Regions from separate parts of the Homo sapiens genome. Here region 2 is linked to region 1. The links are chromatin loops, found by intact Hi-C in ENCODE. Cell type or tissue: mammary epithelial cell. All regions are shown on one strand.

Evidence for each region. Hi-C counts contacts between places; a loop is a spot of excess contacts. Peaks named below come from ENCODE experiments on the same cell type or tissue, not always from the same donor. Only the 100,000 strongest peaks of a DNase experiment are listed, where the experiment ranks them.
Region 2: a loop joins it to region 1, with 2.3 times the contacts of the local background. A loop is called at or near these places in 1 of 110 quality-filtered maps.

What each region holds. Positions count from the first base shown.
Region 1 is chr1:243,656,854-243,660,853 of GRCh38, forward strand. The region is part of intron 4 of AKT3 (AKT serine/threonine kinase 3); the gene reads right to left. Among named protein-coding and RNA genes, the nearest start is that of AKT3-IT1, 140 kb to the right of the region's middle. In mammary epithelial cell, no CTCF peak of the experiment used is centred here; a DNase peak (open chromatin) is centred at 1,948; H3K27ac peaks cover 1,932 bases.
Region 2 is chr1:243,547,721-243,551,720 of GRCh38, forward strand. All of the region lies in intron 11 of AKT3 (AKT serine/threonine kinase 3), which reads right to left. Among named protein-coding and RNA genes, the nearest start is that of MIR4677, 200 kb to the left of the region's middle. In mammary epithelial cell, no CTCF peak of the experiment used is centred here; a DNase peak (open chromatin) is centred at 1,591.

The sequences.
Region 1 (4,000 bases):
GGATGGTCATGTGCAGCATAATAAAGTACATATACAAATCATATTTAACAGTAAATTAGTGGTGTATCCAATAAATTAAGAAAAAAGGTATATGTGCTATGATCAAAATTATTAAACATTGCTTTAAAACACACAGAAATAATACATAAAACTATCAGAAATGAAGAGATAAAATTGTTATTGTCTGCAGATACTAGGTCTACAAAGAATAAATGTTTTGGGTTACTTAACCCCAAAGGTGATGGTATTAGGAAGTGGGCCTTCATGAGGTCATGATAGAACTCATAGATTAAATTAGTGCATTTATAGAAAAGTCCTCAGAGAGTTCCTTTGGCACTTTTACTAGGTGACAATACAGGGGAAAGACACCTTCTATGAACCGTGAAGAGGGCCCTCTCTAGACACTGAATTTGCCAGCACCTTGAACTTAAACACCTGGCCTCCAGAACTGTAAGAAATAAATTTCTATTGTTTATAAGCTACTCAGTTTATGATAGTTTGTTGTAGCAGCCCAAAGGGACTAAGGCAAATCCCATTTACAAAAGCATAAAAAAGAATAAAGTACTTTAGGAATAAACTTAACCAAGAAGGTGAAAGATTTGTACACTGAAAACTACAAAACATTGCTGAAAGAAATGAAAGGAGACACAAATAAATGGAAAGACATCCCATGTTCATGCACTGAAAGGTTTAATATTGTTAAGATGTCAACACCACAAAGTAAGCTACAGATTCAATGCAATCCTTTTCAAAATCCTACAGCATTTTTGCGGAAACAGAAAAAAAAAATCCTAAAATTCGTATGGAAACCATAAAGAATCCCAAACAGCTGAAACAATCTTGAGAAAGCAAAAAGCTGAGGGCTTCATACCTCCTGACTTCAAAATGCATTCTAAAGCTTCAGTAATTAAAACAGATTGGTACTGGCATAAAGACATATAGACTAATGGAACAGAACAGAGAGCCCAGGTAATAAAACCATATATATATACAGTCAAATGATCTTTGACAAGGGCGTCACAACTAACACAATGTGGAAATATAATGCTGCTGAGAAAACTGGGTATCAACATGCAAAAGAACAAAAGTGGAGCCTTATTTTACACCACACACAAAACCAACTCAAAATGGATCAAAGAATAAATATAAGACATGAAACTACAAACTCCTAGGAAAAAACCACAGGAGAAAAGCTTCATAATTTGGTCTTTAGAAATGATTTCTTGATGCTGACAAAAGCAGTAATAGATGAGTAGAAGTATATCAAAATAAAAAGCTTCTGCACAGCAAACAACAGAACAAAACAGAAAACTACAGAATGAGAGAATATATTTCCAAACCATATGTCTGATAAGGGCTTAATATTCAAAATGTATAGGGAACTCCTATAACTCAGTAGCGAAAACAAAAAACAGAAACACAAGTAAAAACTTGGCAAAAGACTTGAATAGACATTTCTTCAAAGTAGACATACAAATGATACACAGGTATTTGAAAAATGCTTAGCATTACAAATTATCAGGGAAGTACAAATCAAAACCACGATGAAATATCACCTTACACCTGCTAGTATGGCTGTTGTTTTTAAAAAAACAACAACATAAAAAATAAATAAGTAAGTGTCAGCAAGGATGTGGAGAAATTAAAACCTTGTACACTATTGTTGGGAATGTAAAATAACGTAGCTGCTACAGAAAACAGTATGAAGATTCTTCAAAAACTTAAAAGTAGAACTACCAAATGAACCAGCAATCACATTTCTGGATATTTATTCAAACAAAGTGAAATGAGGAACTTAAACAAATATCTGCCCTCTCATGCTCATTGTTGCACTATTCGCAATAGCCAAGAGGTGGAAACAATCTAAATATCCATCAGCAGATGAATGAATAAAGAAAATGTATTGGCCGGCAGTGTGGCTCATGCCTGTAATTCCAGCCGAGGGAGGAGTATTGCTTGAGGCCAGGAGTTCCAGACAAGCCCTGGCAACACAGAGAAACCTTGTCTCTACAAAAAAAAAAAAAAAAAAAAATTAACTTAGTTGCGTGTGTGGCTGTAGTCCCAGCTACTGGGGAGGCTAAGCTGGGAGGATCCCTTGGGCCTGAGTTCCAGGCTGCAGTAAGCCATGATCACACCACTGCACTACAGCCTGGCTGACAGAGCAAGACCTTGTCTCAAAAAAAAAAGAAAGAAGGCAATTGTGTTATATACATACAATGGAATATTATTCAGCCTTAAAAAAGAAGAAAATCCTCTAATATGCTGTAACATGGATTAACTTTGAAGACATTATACTAAGGGAAGTAAGACAGTAACAGGACAAACACTGTATGATTCCACTTATGTGATGTGTCTAAAGTAGTCGAATTCACAGAAGCAGAAAGTAGAACGGTGGTTTCCAGGGGCTGGGGGTATGGGAATGGAGAGCTACTGTTCAATGGGAACAGAGGTTCAGTCATGCCAGATGAAAACGTTCTAGAGATCTGCTGTACAATAATATGCACATAGTTAACAATACTCTATTATACCCTTAAAAATGAAAGAGGATTTCACATTATGTAATTTTTACCATAATTTTTTAAAAGAATGCACTAATGTAGCTAAGAACATTTTTGTTAAAAAAAATAAGGGATATGTTGCTATATTAACAGTTAAAAATTTTATAGTTTCTCTAATTAAGGCCATGTGGTGTTAATGCTAGAGTACAGAAAGGTCAAAGGGGAAAAAAAGACTAAATCCTAAAAGCGCAAATATGTATATGTGTTATCCACAATCAGTGAGAAAAAAATGGATTATCTAATAAATGGAGATGAGATGATGGGCTCGCCATTGAGAAAAAAATAGAGTCCACCCTTATATCATGTACTGAAATAAATATAAGACAGGTGAGAGATATACAGATTTAGTTTATGACAGGTAAAAATTTTAGACTGGGCAGAATATTAAAAATAGAGAGTTTTTCTAACTCACACTAACCCTCTCTAAGTCTTCAATGATATTACACTAAAGTCATATAGATTCAGTTTGCCACTATTTTATTGAGGATTTTTGTATCAATGTTCATCAAGGATATTGGTCTAAAATTCTCTTTTTTGGTTGTGTCTCTGCCAGGCTTTGGTATCAGGATGATGCTGGCCTCATAAAATGAGTTAGGGAGGATTCCCTCTTTTTCTATTGATTGGAATAGTTTCAGAAGGAATGGTACCAGTTCCTCCTTGTACCTCTGGTAGAATTCGGCTGTGAATCCATCTGGTCCTGGACTCTTTTTCGTTGGTAAGCTATTGATTATTGCCACAATTTCAGCTCCTGTTATTGGTCTATTCAGAGATTCAACTTCTTCCTGGTTTAGTCTTGGGAGAGTGTATGTGTCGAGGAATTTATCCATTTCTTCTAGATTTTCTAGTTTATTTGCGTAGAGGTGTTTGTAGTATTCTCTGAGGGTAGTTTGTATTTCTGTGGGATCTGTGGTGATATCGAATCCAGCAGCACATCAAAAAGCTTATCCACCATGATCAAGTGGGCTTCATCCCTGGGATGCAAGGCTGGTTCAATATACGCAAATCAATAAACGTAATCCAGCATATAAACAGAACCAAAGAAAAAAACCACATGATTATCTCAATAGATGCAGAAAAGGCCTTTGACAAAATTCAACAACCCTTCATGCTAACAACTCTCAATAAATTAGGTATTGATGGGATGTATCTCAAAATAATAAGAGCTATCTATAACAAACCCACAGCCAATATCATACTGAATGGGCAAAAACTGGAAGCATTCTCTTTGAAAACTGGCACAAGACAGGGATGCCCTCTCTCACCACTCCTGTTCAACATAGTGTTGGAAGTTGTGGCCAGGGCAATTAGGCAGAAGAAGGAAATAAAGGGTATTCAATCAGGAAAAGAGGAAGTCAAATTGTCCCTGTTTGCAGATGACATGATTGTATATCTAGAAAACCCCACTGTCTCAGCCCAAAATCTCCTTAAGCTGATAAGCAACT
Region 2 (4,000 bases), 110 kb before region 1:
TCTAAGAAACACATGACTGGGAAGGACCTAGTATCCTTTGACACACAATTAAAATGGAAAACAGTCAACTGATACCTGAATATCTTTAGTGATGATAAATAATTCCCACCAGCTGGGTCTCCAACTCCCAGATCCTTATAGAATTCTCTAAATGAACTATACCCCAGAGATGGCACTTTTAGGTTTGATCATAATAGTGCTGTTCGATGTTTGCATTTGGAATTTTCAGACTGGTAGTTCTGTGTTCAGTGAGAGCTCAGCATTTCAGACCCTGCCCTCTTTTTCATTCTATTTCAGTTGTGTAGGTTTCTTTCCCAGGAGACTGCAAACTCCTTTGAAGGCAAGATCAGTGCTGGATTATCCAAAAGGCATTCTAAGCTTGTGCTTGGGGAACCAGAGAAGCAAAAGCACCAAAACACGTTTCTGAAAAGCATTTAATATTTTCAAGCATGCGTCAACATAGTCTGCATGAGAAACATCAAAGCTCCATGGCATTTTCTTACACTTATGTTGTAGTTTATTTCAATACTGTTTTCATTTGAATTGTACTTGAGATGGGAGTTGGAGTGGAGAATCATAATCATTTTGTAAATAAAATGTTTTAATCCAGCTTTAGTTATCCATTTTTGTAACTCCTCAAGTTTTCTAGCAATACTTTGGTTTTGAACATAGCCAGCATTTATTCTATATTTATCAAATACATATAAAACTAAAATATCAGCTATGAATACTATGCAAAGTCTGAGAATACAATCAGACTTCCATTTTAGAAGCTAGGAGAAATTCTTTAACACACTTCTTCAATGTGTGAAACTGTCAAAAATTTCAGTGTCAATGACTCTCTAATATACAATTTAAGACTTCAAAAATAATAACAAAATATGCTTTGAAGTAAGATATTTATGTCTAGAATACTAAACTCCAGTATCAGAATGCCAGACTAAATCCTCAGCTACTACAAATTCCTTTACTATTAGGAACATCACAGAATTCACATTTTCCTAATGTTACTGAATACATGAGGTCATGCTTTTCCTATCAACTCCGCATAGGAAGATAAAGGAGGGGCTAACAGAATGAACAGAAAGGATGGAGACTAAGAAATAAAAGCAAAATGATAGTTGACCCTTGGATAGAACTAACAGCAATTCAATAAGAAATACCAGAAAAATTCCAGTAGTATTTAAAATAGCTGCGTAGAAAAAATGAAGAGGTGTATTATAATGCTATCATTACTTATGTTTCCAAAGGCTTTTCAAGGTCCTTGTTAGCTTTCTTTTCTTTCTCCCCCTGAAACTGAGGTTCCCTAAGATTCTGTCCTAGGCCCTCTTCTCCTTATCCACTACCCTTGCCACTACTGCCTTGGCTCTAGCTACCTCCTAGATATAGTTATGGTTCCCAATCCATGTAGTCAGTTACTGTGTTTCTTTTAAGCATTCATTCTATTATTTCCAGCTGCTCACTTGACATTTCCATCTTGGTTTTATATAGAAACTTCAGACTCAGTGTACCCAAAGTTATTATCAACATCTAGCCCCATCAAGCCTCCTTGGTTTGCATACCCTGTCTGTTAATCACCCTAGCTGGAAACCTCAGAGGGATTCCTAACTCCTCCTACTTCCTCATAGTTTCTAGTTAATCATAACCTCTATCACTTGTGTACTACTGCTTCAGGAAGGAATCCATCTATTATCTGAACAATTCCATAAATATTCTTTTTAAAAAAAAGACAGGGACTCACTCTATTGCCCAGGCTGGAGTGCAATGGTGTCACCTTGGGTCACTGCAGTCTCGACCTCCTGGGCTCCAGCGATTCTCCCACCTCAGCCTCCCAAGTAGCTGGGACTACAGCATGTGCCACCATACCCAGCATTTTATTTTTTTTTAGTAGAGATGAATCTTGCTATGTGCCCAGGTTGGTCTTGAACTCCCGACCTCAAGTGACCTTCTTGCCTCGGCCTCCCAAAGTGCGGGGATTACAGGTGTGAGCCACTGTGCCTGGCCCCATAAACACTTTTAACTGCTCTGCCTGCCCCTGGATCCTCACTCATCTAATCTGTCCATGACAAAGCTGCCAGAGTTACCTTTTCATGACACAAATCTGATTATACTATCCCTTGCTTTAAACACTTAAGCAGTATCTCACCCTCTTCTGAATGAAGATTAAATATTTTCTAAGAAACCTAAGATCCTTATAATCTAATATATCAGCTTCATTTCCCAGTGTTACCCAACTCATATTCTACACTCTAGTCACTGAACTTCTCAAATGCCATGTTCTTTTGCAATCCTAGCTATACTCTACATGTAAATTTCTGTGCTTGAGTGCCAATGCAAATTCAAACTCCTTTCTGATCCAGCTCAAGTCCCCCAATCCCCTAGACAAAGCCAATAATTTCAACAGTACTTTGTATGTAGTTTGACCTGAGCATCTGTGAGTATATGTTTTGTGCCCCAAATTATTCTATGAACATCTAGAGCAGAGACTGGTTCATCTCACTCATCCTTGTATTCTCTGTATTTTGATGCAGCAGTGGAGGGGCTTGACACATCTATTATAAAAGAAATTATTAGATCATTGAAAATACTGCATCTTCTCATTAGATCAATATCAACCTCCTGGTGAACAAACAGTTAGGAATTGTTCTATTAATACATACTAGGCGGTTAACATTCTAAGAATTTGCCTCACATTCATTCAATAGTTCCTAAGTACCGACTATGTGCTATTCATGGAGTGGGCTGACAAATAAAAAAAAATGAATGAGACATACACATGAAAACCACAAGTACATTTTGTTCTACTAGCCACTTATATAAAGAGGGCCACAAAGTAAAGGGTGGTCAAAGTTGCCTGCAGGAATAAGAAAACGATGAGATAAATATTCACTGCCTCGAATACCAAGCCAAATATTAGACCAAAAAATGAAATAGATAAAAGTCGGCTGGACACGGTGGCTCATGCCTGTAATCCCAGCACTTTGGAAAGCCGAGGGGGGTGGATCACGAGGTCAGGAGATGGAGACCATCCTGGCCAACATGGTGAAACCCCATCTCTACTAAAATACCAAAAAAAAAAAAAAAAAAAAAAAGCCAGGTGTGGTGGCAGGCGCCTGTAGTCCCAGCTACTCAGGAGGCTGAGGCAGGGGAATTGCTTGAACCCAGGAGGCGGAGGTTGCAGTGGGCCGAGATTGCGCCACTGCACTCCAGCCCAGACAACAGAGCGAGACTCCCTCTCAAAAAAAAAAAAAAAAAAAAAAAAAAAAGATAAAAGTCACCACTCTGTTTAAAGTTACCTATCATCGGGTGCTGCTCCTTACTTAATTGTAAAAGAACGCTATCAAACGGAACACATTTCAAAACTTAAACTGAGAAACTGCTGCATTGTAAATAAGATACATAAGAAATACCAAATAGGCACCAAGAAACTTGACTTCTACTCTTGGTCTGCATGAATGTTCTGAGAGACCTTGAAGAAATCACCTAACCCTCTCTGGGCCTTTGTTTTCAACTCAATGAAATGGAAATAAGAATAGTATCTCCCCTATCCACCCAACAAGGCTCCTGAAAAAGCAAGGGAATTAATAGCTGTGAAAGTGCTCTGAAGAAGAAAACAAAATCACTTTACACATATAAATAATATCTGCAGCTAGGATTACAAAATGTTTCTTGAATGAGTCTTCACAAAGCAGAAAGACAATATCTCTTTTATTATGTTTGCTTATTTCTGCTGAAGATAAAGCCATGTTCCTTACAAGGTTAAAAGCTAGAAGAATACAATGAAAACCATTTCTCAGATAGACTTAAAAATCCAACTTTTTGGGATTCACTCATTAACCCACTCATATATATATAATATATATATATATGAGCATCAACCATACGTAAAACATTTTCATAAAACTCTATGTGAGGTATTATAAAATATTCAACAATATGTGAAATCATCTATGCTTCAAATGAGTAGACTCAGAGAAATACTGATATGCACAGATACCTA